2 separate regions of the Homo sapiens genome follow, and region 2 is linked to region 1. A link is a loop called in an ENCODE intact Hi-C map of the cell type or tissue named here. Cell type or tissue: PC-3. All regions are shown on one strand. Links, peaks and the distances in the headings refer to the core of each region. The heading gives the core; the rest is flanking DNA.

Region 1 (8,445 bases), core at 151-8,150:
TTACAAGGTAGTATAAAGAATCTTGGGTCTCAAGTAGGGTATTTTCTCAGGAGTGTCATAGAAGAGAGAAACAAGAAGGGAGAAAAATGCTGTAAAACATTGGATTCAACAGCGGAGGAAAAATAAAAAAGAATTTATTGAAAGATATATTTCTAAAAACAAGTGAAACCTATTAATAAAACTTACCTTTTATTGCCTAAGAGTTACAACGTTAGTTTCATTTCCAAATGATTTTGTTTAGCAATGGCTCCTAAAGGTATACTTTTCAAAATTTCTACCTTTCCTCCATTTCACTTTTGCAAAGCAGTTACTGATTTGTTATCCAAGGCTTACGTGTATTAAGGGAAGCAGTTAATGATTTTGCAAAATGAGGTCACACTTTTTGTAATGTGAATACTCACAGTTTATGTAATTGTTTAGCCAATTTATGTTTACTTAACATCGATATGACTATGCAGAAATGTTAATTTACCTTTTATTCATTTGATACCATAATCTTAAAATTATACTTCAATTGTTTTACTAAAATGAGTTTGGTATCTCAGAAAAATTAAAAATCTAGACAGCTGTTCATGCTAGCCTCTAATGTATGGAAACAATTTCTATGAACAGCTCATTTTGGATCCATTTTATTTCTCTTGGGAACTTAATATTTATAATATAGGTTACTTTTGAATCTTCTTAATTTTATTCTATTATTAAAAAACAATTAAGTCTTCTCTCCTATGTGGAGCCCATTAGTATTTTCAATGTTTGTGAGTTTCTATGGGTGGGGGCAGAGGGGGTGGTTCATATGTATGTCAGTTTGCATTTTAAAAAGAATTAGGGAAGCAGAAAAGTGCATGTACTAAAAATAACTTTAGAAATAGAACATTCACTTCTGGATTATGGGCAAAGAGGTAATGTTGGGAAAATAGACAATAAGACTTTAAGCAAGTTTTGTCTCCTTTGATTTTGTTTTTAAAGACTCCAACTTTTCTACTGCTAGATATAATTTTTAAGAGCTTTGCTCAAGGGAAGTTTAGGAATGTGAAATAAAACTGTCAAGGCAACAGCATGTATAAATTACATGGTATTATATTTCAAGGTGTACAAAAAGCTAGTGTTTTTGTTTTGTTAGCCTTAAGAGCACAGAGTATATGCTGTTCTCTTTGAAAACTTCAGTGCAGAAAAAGCATTAAATATTATACCAAATAGCAATTTGTATTCAATCTATCCTAACTTTTATTGCTTGTTTGGTTTTTTGTTGTTGTTGCGAGGCCATTGTATTATGATGTCAATTGCATTCATCACTAGCACTTATATTATCATAAGAAAAAAAATCATCTGAGAATAACGGCCAAAGGAATCACAGACACACAGAAAGACTGCATTTTAGACACACAGAAGTCATAGCTTAATTTCCCAAAGAAATTGAGTTGGTTATTTAATTCTGAGACAGATCTAGTTTGATTAAAAATCAAAAACATGATTCAGAAGAGCAAGTGAATTTAATATTACAGAATGATGTCACTATACTTTGTACTTTCTTTTTTCATGTAATAGTTTTTAAAAATCCTAAGAGCTAGACAACTAATTATTTGTGTACTTACTCATGTGCAAATGTTGATCACTTACCCCATTTTTGTTAACATACCAGATAATTGGCCAGTGTCTAAGTCCATTTGTGCTGCTATAACAAAATACTTGAGACTAGGTAATTTACAAAGAACAGATATTTATTTCTTACAGTTCTGGAAGCTGGGAAATTGAAGATCTAGACACTGGCAGAATTGGTGTCTGGTGTAGGCTCTCTGCTTCTAAGATGGCGCCTTATTGCTGAGTTCTCACACATCAGAAGGCAGAAGGGCAAAAGGGACTAGGGCACTCCCTTCAATCCATTCATAAGGTCACTAATATCATTCATGAGGGTTCTACCCTCATTACTTAACCATATCCTAAAGGCCCAACCTCTTAATATTGTCATACTGGTGATTAAGTTTCAACATATGAACTTTGGGGGCACATTCAGATCACAGCATCGAATACAAGTCTTATACCATATTTGTTCACATATCATGAATAGCCACTGAATTGTTGAGAAAATAGCCATTAACTATGATGGGGTTATCCTAATTAAAAGAATTTGTTTTCAAGCACAAGGAATTCTTGACTTGGATCTGGTCTATCCTAGCCACCTAGCTGAGTCATCTCTGACTAACTATTTAGCCTCTTTAAGTCACAGTTTCTATATTGCACAAATTAAACAGTGCAAACTAGTCAGGAAAGTGAACTCAAAATTCTAGGTGAATTTCATGGAATTTTGGTTTGTTTGTTTTTCTAGTGTTTGTTGGTGTTGGTGTTATTGTTGTTTTGGTGTATCCTCCAAAATAAATCTCCTTAAGACCACTCTTACCTTTCCTTTTTCACAGCATGTCTATGGATGTGTTAGATGGCAGGCTCAGGATACTTCGTATTTGTTATCAGAGCTATGCATTTCATTGATGAGTAATACAAGTTCAAGAACATGATTTCCTCTTTTAAGCAGGGAAATTTTTACCAGTGTTTTCCCATCCTGGACATCAAGCCACTTTATCTACAAGCATTTTCTCTTCACTTATTCATTAATGATATCTTCTTTGAAAGTTATTTGCTGAGTTTGGTGATGTTTTTTATTCTACCTATAAAAATTGTAAGAGTTTTCTTCAGAAAAATAGGCTGAGACATTGAGTAGAACATTGAAGACATTGATTTCAATAAATCTTGTGATGTAATTTCAAGAATACAAGAACTTCTACTAAATTTGATCCTTGCCTTACAGGAATCATCAAAACTTCAAAATCAGTTAACAGCAAACTAAAAAACAAATCAAAAGAAAATAATTAGGATATATGCTACCCAAAGCCATTTTAATTCATTATCTTTCTGTTTCATTATGTTTTCTCCTAATCACCAATTTTTACATAATAGTAAAGAGATATATTTTGCCATTAAAATGTATTTCAATATTTGCCAATTCATTGCATTTATTGTAATCAATTACAGTAAATACTATCCAGCCTTTATTTCTCATGAGTAGTTGTTTCTACACAATCTATGAAAATTCCAAGGTACAATACAATGTTGGAATTCTATCACCATATTCCTTTCTTGGTCTCTAGTCAGTAGGGAAAAAAAATCCACAGAATTGAGCTAAATTGAACAAATTATCAGCTTTATTTATGGATCTCCGGGAACAGCTAGACTGAACACTACAGCAGTGCTGCCTCCTTCCACTCAAGTTTTGGAATTCAGGATCCACACTATTCTGACTCAAACGTTAAGTCACAAGTGAGGAAGTTATAACTGAGACAGTAAAGATCTGACTTGGATTACTCATTTCATGATATAGAAATACAGAAATGTTTGAGTGCAGGTCTTTCCAAGAGATTGACAGAAAGCTAAGAAAGAACTGGCAAAGTCACCCTGCTTTGGCCCCACCCTCTGATTAATGCAGTTGATATGCAAGTCAAACTTCTCTCTCTCTTAAACAGAGAAGACACTTCTATGGGGAGGCAGGAGGGAGAGTTAGAAAGAGAAATCTCAATTGTTCCCTCCCAACTTGTCATCTTCCTCCACTTCCCTAGCTGCATAGTGGAATGTATTTTCTCTAATGAAAACATTTGGACAGTTACATCATTCGTATATGCTTCCACACACACAAACACACACATACACATACACACTATTATCCTTAGTTTCAAAGGGTGGTTCTTAGGTGGCAATATGTGGAGGCTTGATTTGAACGATTAACAAGTAAATATCCCTTTTATTAACTCAAGCAGCATACACTAAGAGTTCCAAGACAAAGTTCTCAGTACTCTGGAGCAGAGAAAAGCAGAAAGGGATAAAATGATGCACAGCTAAATAACAAACAAATGACTTCAAAGAGATTACAGTAAGTGTTTCAAATATAGGAACACTGACCAATTAGTCTTTTGTTTGATTTTTAGTGCCTAGAGCTTGTCGAGGTAAATTCTTAAATTATGAATGGCACCATACGAAGAAGTAAATAATCGTGAGCAAGTCAAATGTACATCTAATGAAAATTTTAGAAGAAAAGAAAATAAATAATAAGACAGAGGCAATATTTGAAAAAAAAATATTGCCAAAAGGTAACAAAAGTCACCAATTCAATAGATCTAATAATACACCAAATCCTGCATAGGCAAAATAAAAAGAATTCCTATTCACTCATATTATGTTGAAAGTTTAGAACACCACAAAAATGAGAAGGAGTAAAAAGCAACCATGAGAAAAGAAGGCAAATCAGACTGCCAATTACATATCAAAAAGAACAGCAGAAGTTGGAAGATGGTATAATAGCATTTTCAGTGTTGAGAGAAAATCATTGTCATCCGATTATATCCAGCAAAAATACCTATAAATAATAAGGCCTCTTGAGTAGCTGGTATTACAGGCATGCACCATCACGCCTGGCTAACTTTTGTATTTTTAGTAGAGACAGGTAGTTTGGCCAGGCTGGTCTCAAACTCCTGACCTGAAGTGACCTGCCCGCCTTGGCCACCCAAAGTGCTGGGATTATGGGCATGAGCCACCACACCCGGCCTAAAAAATATTTTCTGATAAGTAAAACTAAAAAATTTACCTTCAGAAGGGATGTAGACCTTCACTAATAACATTCTATTAGGAGTTCTTCAGGCAGCTAGACATCCTTATAAAAAGGAAAGTCTGAAAACCAAAAAGGTAGAAAGAAAAACCTAATTTGTAATAATAAAAGCTTTAATTCTCCAGGAAAATATTCAAATTCTAAACTTGTATGCATAAAATAATATATCTTCAAGATACATAAAGCAAAAATTGACAGAATTACAAAGGGAAAAAGAAAAATCTACCATTGTGAGAGCAATTTTAGTACAACTCTTTCTGTAACTGATAAATCAAACAATGATAGATTTCAAAATTGGCCACAGATTCCTCTCATTCCAGGATGCATATTTTTTGCAATGTGACTTTGTTACTTTTCCCATGAAAATGTGGAGTTTATTTTTCCATCATTTGAATGGGAGTTTGGGCATGTAATTTACTCTGGTCAAGGAATCATTAGCAAATAGGATACATAAACTTACAGTTTGGGGCTTGCTATCTTGCTGGTCTTGGGAACCCTGAAACCACTACCAAATGAATCAGCCTGGGCCACTCTGCTGGATAAAGAATGCCTTTGGGCTTAAGGTGGCACCCCTGCTGCTCACAATGTAAGGTCACTATAGATACTCTGTGGAGTAGCTAACCATTAATGCATGAGTATGTCTAGATAATCTCTTGGAGCAGAGATGAGCCTTTCTGGCTGAACTCAGGCCAAACTGTTGACCTAAAAAATTATGAGCAAATAATTATTATTTTAAACCAATACATTTTTAGAGTGATTTGTTTTACAGCACAAGCTAACTGATAGAGTTTCCAATTATAGAAAGTTCGAAGGTAAAATTAAATTACATATTGCTTATATACACATAATACAAAATTAGTAAAACTATTTCAAAAAGCAAGAGAATTATTAAAACAAAAATCAGAGCAATGCCTAGGATGAAGATAGAAATGGAAAAGAGCATATAGAGCATTCATAAAGTAGCCATGATACTCTATTTTTGACTTGGGTCATCAGTATACATTATTTGGCTTTTTAAAATTACTATCCTTTAAAAGGTATGTATGTGTATGTTTATATAGACTTCTACAAATATATTTCACATTTTTACAAAAAAGAAGAGTAAAAAAGAACAAACAGCAAAACCAAAAGCATGTACAGAGGAGAGGCTACAGGGAATAATAAATAGGAAGGAAAAAAGAGGCCTCCATAAGAGGCTGGAAATTATATTCAATCTACCAGTAAAGAAATAGAGCCAAAGACATCTGACTGAGTGGGAAAAGTTGGTATCTGAAAGTAAGGAAAAAGGATTTCCCTGGTCTTTGAAATATTTGTGAATTGCACCCAAGTGGAGAATCACAGGCTACTGAGAAAGTGATGCAGACCAGTTAAACAATTCCAAAAACTCCTGATATTGCCAAAAGATCCTAGGCAGGGAAAGAGCAACACATTACAGAAAATCAAACTATGAGCATCAGGAAGGCTAAAGTGGAAAAATGTAAGGAAACAAAAATGGAAAGTTTCCCCATATGTTTATCTATCTTATGTATAAACTGAACAAAGAAATAATTTATTACCAATTGGAACTTCAAGCTCAAATCTCAGTGTTGGACCTTGGTAAACTAAACTGACCCAGGTGGGAAATTATTTTTGCACAAGCTTACTTACTTCAGTCCAGAAGAAAGAATAGAGTATTTGGACTATACCCCTGAACTCAGGACTCCCCCTTGGACCTCTGAAGAGTAAAGCCCTGTCTAGAACACATGTGTCAGCAAAAAGAGAATAGTTTGCACAGAGAGCTCTCAGCCCAAGACTGGGAGAGCTACTCCTTTACACTACCACACTAATCCAGAGCATTTACAGAGGCAGAAAGAGCCAAAGAATACAAAGGAAAAGGAGACGGTTGGGGTTTCTCTCTCTTTTTTTTTTTTCTTTTTTTAGACTAAGTCTCGCTCTGTCGCCAGGCTGAAGTGCAGTGGCGCAATCTCAGCTCACCCTAACCGCCCCCCGGGTTCAAGTGATTCTCCTGCCTCAGCCTCCTGAGTAGCAGGGAATACAGGTGCATGCCACCACGGCCAACTAATTTTGTATTTTTAGTAGAGATGCGGTTTCACTATGTTAGCCAAGATGGTCTCGATTTCCTGACCTCGTGATCCACCCGCCTTGGCCTCCCGAAGTGCTGGGATTACAGGCGTGAGGAGTTTCTCTTAAGAGGGAGCAGCTCTGGCCAGCCTCTCATTAGGTTCTGTGCTATGAGAGGAACAAAGGAAACAAAGATGAGATATTTACCCTTCTGGGAGCGAGTGCACGATTGAGAATACTAATCAGGATCTAATGGTATCTGCAAGAGACAATGGAGATGCTAATCACAGGAGGTTGCGCTCACAGATACAAGGACTCTAGAGGTAGAGTGGCATTCATTCCTGTTTCCCAAGGAAAGTCAGATTGATACCACTGTTCTGGAGTGATTATTCATAGCATTCCCTCCCACTTTTTTTTTTCTTTTTTTTTTGAGATGGAGTCTCACTCTGTCACCCAGGCTGGAATGCAGTGGTGCGATCTCGGCTCACTGCAACCTCCACCTCCCTGGTTCAAGCAATCCTCCTGCCTCAGCCTCCCAAGCAGCTGGGACTACGGGCACACGGCCACCAAGCCCAGCTAATTTTTGTATTTTTAATAGAGATGGGATTTCACTATGTTGGTCAGGCTGGTCTCAAACTCCTAACCTCGTGATCCACCCGCCTTGGCCTCCCAAAGAGCTGGGATTATAGGCATAAGCTACTGCGTCCCCCCCCAACTCTTAAAAGTGTCTCTGTGTCAACAATAAATTATACAGTCATCCTAATTATAAGGAAAGTGTTTCGAGGGAATTTCAGGGCAATGAAGCAGAAAGCAAGCACCTGTGTTTTGGTACCATCCCTCAGTAACACCCACTGTGGATAAGCACCTCTTTTCCAGGACATGAAATCCAATCCCTGGATCCTGCCCAGTCAGTTCTCATTTCCTTCCTTTTCCCCTGTTTCTCTAACAATAGAAATCATGCCATCACTATCTTTATTTCAAATGAATGGAAATCTCTAAACATTTTTGGTAGAGTAATTCAATGAGTCACAAGAATTATAGCAAGCCCTAAATTATAAGATTCAAACTGGAGAGAAAGATGGAAATATGGGATAAGAGAATTTGAAAATTTCTGTTCTGGAAATTTCTTCATTTTCATTTTAGTCCTCTCTTTTATTATAAAATGCCAGCTCCAAAATCAATAGATGCTGTTTTCAATAGTGTTAGACAGTTACATTTTTCCTCAGGGAAGCATATTAAACCACATTTTCAGCCCAGTGACTTTCATTTCATTTGCTTATACTTACTTTCATTCATCCTTGTGTGCTAGGTGTATTTTCAGCAGCTAGAGGTTTTTTCTTTTCTTTCTGAATTTAGAGATTATATGGCTCTTCATTTACAAAATTTATAGACTTGCTACTGAAGATGATTGACAAGTTCAGTTGTCGTTGTGCAGAACTGTAAAATATCTACAATGCATCTCCTAGATCCCAGCTTTGCTTCCTTAATTTCCATTCTTATGCGATTTTAGCAGCAGACTTCTAAAAGCTCCTGTTTGCATTTTTTAAAAAAAGGTGCAAACTCTACCATCTGTCTCTACAATGATCAAATTTTTCTCTAAAATAAATATAGTACCAAACTGATGTTCTAATTTAAAATTTTAGTCCTATTAAGGTAGTTGATATTTTATAATTCAAGCAGAGACCAATTATTTGAGAGAGATGCTTTAGAAGGAAGACAAACATTTGGTTGTGAGC
Region 2 (8,445 bases), core at 114-8,113, 210 kb before region 1:
ATAAAGTACTAGAATGGCCATGTTTTCATTAAAGAAGAAGATATAGGGAATTTAGCAATTTTGGAAAAGGCTGAAGAATGTACTGCTTTCAGAGTAGGCTATATTGTGGATCTTAAAACACAAATGGCACCAGAAGTTCTGATTTTACTTATTTTTCCTATACTGAGATGTTTATGTTCATCAAAACAGTACAGAATGTTTTGAACAAATTCCTCCTCTGTTATCATCAGGATTTCATTAAAATATGCTGTCACACCTATCATCCTAAAAGTAGAATCACATTAATAATTTGAACACTTTTAAGTGATAAAGAAAATTCTGAACTGCAGGTACAAGGGGTTAACACCTAATTAGTTTATACCAATGATATATGTATAACTGGTTCGATGCCAACTTATTTTAATTGGATATTTAAGATTTTTTCCGCTTTTTCTCCATTTTTAAAAACGACATAATTTCCAATAAGTTGTACAATGGCCAAATCCACTTATAATTATACTGACATATATACAGTAACACAGCTCCTGAAACAGTAACAAGTATCATCTTGCCAAATTTCTGGTAGTTGCAATTATAGATTTTTATTTGCGACCATTTCTTTGCGGGGGAAGCCAGTTTCCACACTGAGAAGAAACTAGTCTTTAGATAACGAATCCAATCACACATCCACAACACTACATGTGACCACTTCAACCCATGTAAGCAAGATTATTTTTAAAAACTTGAAGAATGTGGGATGAGGAAAGTAAAATAATAAATGATGCTCTCATTGCCAAAAGACTTTGTGGGGAGATAATAGTGGGTATCATTACGATTTATGGTTGCAGCACAAAAATAATCATCACCCATCAATAATACACAGTCATGTGTGAGTATTGTTGCCAAAGGCTACAGGATCCTCATGCATCTCATTCTTAACCTCTGGCTATGTGTCAACACTATGATTACCTTATTCCAGATGATGTGAGCTGTTTTGAATGGTCCTGCTATTAAAACCAGAGAGTATCTCAACATGGCCCTTACTCTTACAGGCTCAGAATTTCACAGACTGCACTGGTGGAGCCTAGGCAACCTTGACTGGCAGGTTTGAAACAATGAGGAACCACACTGGATTATCCATTTTCTAAGTATTTTTAAAATTTACTGGACATATATATCTGGAATGTTATTTATGGACATCATTTACACAAGACACTCCTCCTCTAACATCAGTAACATGTGGCAGTCTTAATGATTGGGCTGCTTCTTGGGCCATTTTACATATTAAATTAGGTTCCACTAAGGGGCAGCAGGATACTAGACCCATCTTCTTTACCTCTTTGTCCTTTCATGATATTCTGGAAACTAAAGTATGTCATTGGGTTCCTTGCATAAAATAATATTCCTGTCGAGTGCCACTAGGACCCTTAATAACCGAACAAGGAAGCAAACAACTTCTTGAAAACCACACTACACTAGCATATTGCTCTTCAAGAATATTCCATGAGCAGTTCTCAGTTAATGCTAACACTAGGCTGAAGCATATAAAATTGCCAATATCTGAGCATTTGGTGCAGGCAAAATGGCAATTAAATATGAGCATGCAAAAGAATAGTACTTGTGTTTTGATGAACAGTGTGTATAACATACTAAATTTCACTGCAGTATGATATTTATTACTGCAGAATTAAGGCTAATTTCCATGAACAGGAAAAACATTGTTACTAGCATATCAATCGATTAGGCTCTCATTACAGTTCTACAGTGAAGGATACATACTTATCAAAGGAAAACCCTTTATTGCCTAGAATGTTATTCTGAGAGAACACAGAGTGATTGTTGAATCCTTACTGGAAATTCAAGTTGTATTCCATTTTTGCATACATCTGAGAGATCCAGAGATACTATTTAATATTTAAGATAATTAAATTTTATAGAAGTTAATTCATATATCTGTGATTTGATATCAAATTTTGTGACTCATTACATGAAACTAGTTTTTCAGAAATTCTGTAGTTATATGGACATGGTACTTGTTTTATTTTTTTCTAGGAAAAATAGAGGCATCTGTCTAAATATAAAATGCAGAAATCACAAAGTTACATTCCACAATTAAATGTAATGTTATAGAGTACTGACAAATGTTAGATTTTCAAAACCTAGCATCAATAATCTTTTTCTTTATAAAAATATATATTTGATTTCATGTGGAGAAAAGAAATGGAGTAGTACTTTGCATATTTTATACAAAACATAGGTGTTTAAATCATACTACACTTAGAGACTGATAAGCATATTTTCAAGGTTCCCCCCCCAGCATATTTTGTAAGGAAGATTTTGTAAGAAACAATATGCCATAATGTTTCTTACAAAAATATGAGTCAAAATATATTTATTTCATGAAGACTTTATAAAAATAAAATTTAATTCTTATTACTTAAAAGGGATATTATTTTCTACAGAAGGCAGTTTCTGCACACCAGACTTTAAGGAAGCACGTCTAAAAGTAAATATCTTGCTTACCTTCTGATATATTTCCTTCCATTTGGGGATTATGCAATCGAGTGTCAAAGCTATTTTTAAACAGACTAATGAAGTGTACAGCTTTTTTCTTGCTCTTTTGAAAGTGTAAATTTATTTTCTGTTAGTAGAAACAAAAGCTTAAAATCCAAAGCAGGGAACAACAGATTTGAGAGCAGATATCATTGAAGGGCCAGAAACCATGAAGCATACTGCTGGGTATTTGGGTTGTCTTTCCTGGTCATATCCATTTAGGGAGATTTTTTTAATCATAAAAGTAATATACATATTATTGGACATTTGGAAAAATAATACTAAAGAAAAAAAATCAGTCACGGTTCCTAAAACAGTATTTTGCAACATGCATATATTCACGTTTTAATAGTTGTAACAATAAATCTGCTGAAAACTCTTTTCATATAACATAAGCATATTCCAAGGCATTTTGTAGTCTTCAGAGCTATCATTTTTAAGGACTTCAATATCTCACTGAGTAGCTACATTTAACATAGTTTACATAACTATTCCTCTATTATTGAGTAAACCTGTCTAATGTCTAAGGGCAAGTAACCATTAGCTGACTTGTTACAGGGAAGATTTATATATCAGGCAAGGGCTGAACTTGAAACACTGAAATTCTTTTTCCTTTGAGCCTCAATGAAATGAGCACAGTGGTGTATAGAAAAAAAAAAAAAAAAACATGATGAAGACCCTGTGCAACTCTAAAGGAGCCAGTCTACATATGTGAAGCAAGCACACTGAAGCGGCATTTCCCTGGTGTGCATTTTTCCATGAGTCTTCCTAGATTCCATATTACTGTATGGAATAATATTTTATGGGACCATTAATCTTTGTCTATCTTTCTGGCCACCTTCTACCCCATCTCAGCATGAGTGGAAGAAAAAGATTAATTTTTTTAAAAAAAAAAGGAAAGCATGAAAGAGAAGGAGGTAGAAGAAGAAGTCAGAAAGAAACCAAAAGGCAAGGAGAGAGGAAAAAGATCAAGGTTGTTTAGTTAGTAAGGAAGACACAGTTCTAGGACAGTAAGATATTTATCTAGGCAGTTCCTTTAAAAGAGGTTGTCCTTAAAATAGGATTTGAGTAGGCAGGAGACTGAGATCAGGGAGACAGTACCTGAAACAATATTTTTGTACCATGTTGCCCAAGGCGTGCTACACTAACCAACATTTATTTACACATTATTTTTCTAAGGCCTGAATTTCTAAACTGATGAGAAGAAAAAGGCTAAAATGTGAAAAAGGATGTTTTTCTCTGTCAGTTACACACATCCATAGGGTTCCTAAATTTGGAAAACCTCTCGTTTTTTTCCAATATAATGTCACTAATCTCTATTCATTTGATTTCCCAATGCACTTAAGCCTATAGTTCCATAATGGATACAAGTTTAAACAAAAAGAAAGTGTTTTGTACCTATATAAAGGTAATCACAGGCAGGGGAAATGGTTATGAAAATTATTCAAGTTTCCACAGAAAGGCAATATTTTTATGTAAGTTTTAAAAACAAAAGGATTTTTTCCTGTCCTTCCAGAATCATAGTGAGAACTGAAATTAAAAAATCATAGTAACTAAAATATCATAGTGATGATTGAAAATCTCAAGCTTTGTACACACACACACACACACACACACACACACACACCTGACAAAGTAACCAGTTAACACAATTTATATTTGAATAAATCAAACTTCCTACAACCCAAATTAGTCATGAGTAAAGGCACTATACTAAGACATTCCAATAATATCCTGATAGACAGATCCTGTTTCAGGCCCCATAAAATGTGTATTTCTCACTTTGAGTGAGTTGACTCATTGCCATTAATAACCTACAAGAAATTTCTGTGCTTTTAGGCTCCAGGTAAAACTTCTTAATATACTGCATGGGAAGTTTATTAATGACTTGCTAACATTATGCAGAGAAAAGGAAGTCTTGCAAAACTGTTTAATATGTTTATATTTCTTGGCTCAATGTCACAAAATCAAGACAGCAAAAATAATATATAACTTCCCAAAACATAGTGATTCATACTGATTCTGTCTTAGCTTCTTAGCTTTTTCCAAGTTTCCCCCGCCTTTCTCAATTACACACCCATACACTCACCAGTTATAGCAAATACTGAATTGGTTGAACTCTATTTTGTTTGAGAAACAAGAACCTGATAGAATTTCTTGCCCTTTTTTGAGCCAACTGGAATAATGGAGCTACCCTTTGACACCTGTCCAGTAGTTATTACACAAAAGTGCAATTAAACCTTTCCCTCAGGCACCTCTTTGGCTGGCATGAGAGTGTCACACCACAACCATCAGCGCTGAAAATGAACTTGGCACCTTTCCTCATGTTTTCTACATTAGTCACTCACTTATACTGTATTGTTTGTCTTCATTCACAACTAAGATACTAATCTCAACAATGCTTCAGAGCACAGCACCCTATGAAAGGGAAGATGCTTCAGAATTCTCATAATAAGCATGAGGCTGGTGGGTCTTCTCTCCACTTCATCTGTCTCCTAACTCCCACAATCCAAGAATATGTTTATGTTGGTGAAACATGCAGAAAACTTTTAAACCAAGCAGGGAAAGAGAAAAGTCAAAAGTCACAAAAAAGCAACATGCAGTCTCTCGAGGATTCAGAAGAGGCATGAAGGGGAAAGGTTATGGGCATTAGGAGATGACTAACTACACTTGAACCTCACTCACACTTTCATTTTTAATCACTTGCTGTATATCTGTTGGGGCTGTACATCTGTTGGGATTACATGCCTGTAGTCCCAGCATTTTGGGAGGCCGAGTTGCGCAGATCACTTGAGGCCAGGTGTTCAAGACCAGCATGGTCAACATGGGAAAACCCCATCTTTACTAAAAATACAAAAGTTATCTGGGCGTGGTGTTGCACACCTGTAATTCCAGCTAATAAGGAGGCTGAGGCATAAGAATCGCTTGAACCTGGGAGGAGGAGGTTGCAGTGAGCCGGGATCGTGCCATTGCACTCCAGCCTGTCAACAGAACAAGACTCTGTCTCAAAAAAATAAAAATAAATAATATGTTGGGTGTCCTCTAGACAGCTACTTCTCTTTAAGCTAACTATTTGAAACAGCAGTGCAAGACCGGAGGGGCTTCACCAGAACCTTGTGAGCATTATGCATATAGTGTTACTTAAGAGGAATCAGATACATACTTATCTTTCACAAAAGCTGAGGCAGAAAGAGGCTAAGTGGGTCACTTGGTCAAAATAAGTAAAATATGCCAAAAGAATAATAAAATAACTTGGCAAGCCAGGTTCAGGTCTTGGGGTTATATTAATAGTTCAGTTGTATTACTGCTTTGGTTGCCTCACCTTGCATATAGCTATCATTTACAATATTATTTCTATGTGGAAATACTGAAAGTTCTAAGCAAAAAAAATACATTCATAAATGAATTTTTTAAAGAACTAACTCATAAAGTTGAACGTCGGTGAACATTTTATTTTATCCACGTGTATGATGCATTCTAAATAGTCATCAGGCCTTGTCTTATATGTTTATGTCGCATATGGCCTATGTGTCCAGTATAATGTTAACTACTCAAGAATCATTTGTAGTATATTCTATGCTTACTGATTTTTGAGTAGACATAAAATCACTATCATGAACTGTCAGAATACAGTATAGTCATCTACTGTTAAGCGACACGTGACTACACTGTATTCTGTCAGTTTGCGATAGTGAGAAATGTGATACTGAGAAAGGTGTGGTTAGGCAATTTCATCATTTTGTGAACATCATAGAGAGTACTTCCACAAACCTAGATGCGATAGCCTACTGCACACCTAGGCTATATGGTATAGCCTATTGCTCCTAAGCTATAAACCTGTACAGCATTTTTCTGTACTGAATACTTAAGGCAACTGTAAGACAATGGTATTTGTGTATCTAAGCATATGGAAACATATGATAGATACAGTAAAAATTGGGTATAAAAGTAAAAAATGGTACACTTACATGAATGGAGCTTGCAGGACAGGAAGTTGTTCTGGGTGAGCCAGTGAGTGAGTGGTGAGTGAATGTGAAGGCCTAGGACATCATTGTACACTTAGGGTACACTGAATCTATTTTTAAAATAAAACTAACTTTCTTCAATAACAAATTAGCCTTAGCTAATTGTAAATTTTTCACTTTATAAACTGTTTAATTTTTTGACTTTTGTACTAGCACTAAGCTTAAAACAAAAACACATTGTACAGCTGTATAAAAATATTTTTTCTTTATATCTTTATTCCATAATCTTTTTTTTAACTATTTAATTTTTTTAACTTTTTAAGCACTTTAAAAAAAAAAAACTAAGACACAAACAAATCATCCTAGGCCTGCACAAGGTCAGGATTGTCAATACTACCGTCTTCCACCTTAATCATGTCTCACTGGGTTTCTCCCAGGGGAGGGAAAGAGAAGACTGACTGAAACATATGTCCAGCAAGCAGACTTTCCAAAAGGCTTCTTGAGGGACTGGTGCCTGTCTTGTCCAGCTAACAGCATTAACAGGACCTAACACGCTCTAGAAGTCTGGGAGCCACTGAGAACAAAGAAGAGCTGAGCAGCATGTGGTAGCTCCAGAGAGAGCAAGAGATTACAAGCCCCTGAAAAAGAAAAGAGTAAATCCCTGTACTTGGTAACTTACAGGCACAAGTCCAGAGAACGCACAACTATAAAAAAGATTTGAGGCCCACAGAATCTCTAGGCAGGCTGATTAGGGCTGATTGGTGATTAGGTATTTCCCCACATGAATCCAGTCCTTAGAGATTTACAGAGGTGACTCTTTATTTCACATGCGTAGATCCAATCATAAAAGTTACAAGGCACATAAAGAAACAGGGAAACATGGCCCAATTAAAGAACAAACTAAATCTCCGCATACTGATCCTAAAGTAACAGAGGCATATGAATTATCTCATAAAGATTCAAAATAACCATCATAAAGACGTTCAACAAGCTCAGAAAAATAATGTATGAACAAAATAAGAATGTCAACAAGAGACATAAAATATAAACAAGAACCCAACAGAAATTTTGGAGCTGAAGAATACAATAATTTAGTGGAAAAATTTACTAGAGTGGTTCAACTGCAGACTTGATCAAGCACAAGAAAAAAACAGTGAACTTCAACAAACATCATTTGATAGTATCCAGTTAAAAGAGCAAAAGGAAAAAAATAATTTAAAAGAGTAAAGAAAGCCTAGTGACAGAGGATAAACCATCAAATGAATGAATATATACAACAAATAATAGTCATATATAACACCCTACAGTTAACATTATACTCAATGGTGAAAAACTGAAGCTTTTCTTTTAAGATCAGGAACAAGACAAGGAGGCCCACTCTCACCATTTCTATTCAAACAGTACTGGAAATCCTAGGTAGAGCAACTTGGCAAGAAAAAGAAATAAAAGACATCCAAATCAGAAAAGAAGACACGAAATTACCTCTGCTCTCAGATTACATGAAAAGACATGCAGAAAACGTTAAGTGCATACTACTAAGTGAAGGAAGCCAATCTTACCAAGCTACATGCTATATAATTCCAACTATATGACATTCTGAAAAAGCAAATTATGGGGACAGTAACAAGACTGTGATTGTCAGGATTTAAGGGGTTAGGCAGAGCATAGAGTATTTTTAGGGCAGTGAAACTATTCTTTAGGCTATTGTAATAATGGACACATGACATTGTATGTTATCCAAACCCATAGACTCTACAACACCAAGACTGAACCTTAATGTTAGCAATTAGTTGATAATGATGACAATAATGTGATAGTGATGTGTCAATGTAAATTCATGAATTGTAACAAATGTGTAACTCTGATGAAGGATGTTGATGATGGAGAAAGCTATGCATGTGTGGGGGCAGGGAATATATGGGAAATCACTGCACTTTCTGTTCAATTT

The links. Peaks named below come from ENCODE experiments on the same cell type or tissue, not always from the same donor. Only the 100,000 strongest peaks of a DNase experiment are listed, where the experiment ranks them.
Region 2: it touches region 1 in a loop (7-fold over the local background); 4 of 110 quality-filtered maps call a loop at or near these places.

The regions. Positions count from the first base shown.
Region 1 is chr1:214,896,868-214,905,312 of GRCh38, reverse strand. No RefSeq gene overlaps it. Among named protein-coding and RNA genes, the nearest start is that of KCNK2, 180 kb to the left of the region's middle. In PC-3, for the core only: no CTCF peak of the experiment used is centred there; DNase peaks (open chromatin) are centred at 2,192, 2,472 and 3,402; H3K4me3 peaks cover 1,643 bases; H3K27ac peaks cover 3,269 bases.
Region 2 is chr1:215,110,709-215,119,153 of GRCh38, reverse strand. All of the region lies in intron 2 of KCNK2 (potassium two pore domain channel subfamily K member 2), which reads right to left. Among named protein-coding and RNA genes, the nearest start is that of KCNK2, 32 kb to the right of the region's middle. In PC-3, for the core only: no CTCF peak of the experiment used is centred there; DNase peaks (open chromatin) are centred at 4,313, 4,593 and 4,853; H3K4me3 peaks cover 1,120 bases; H3K27ac peaks cover 1,703 bases.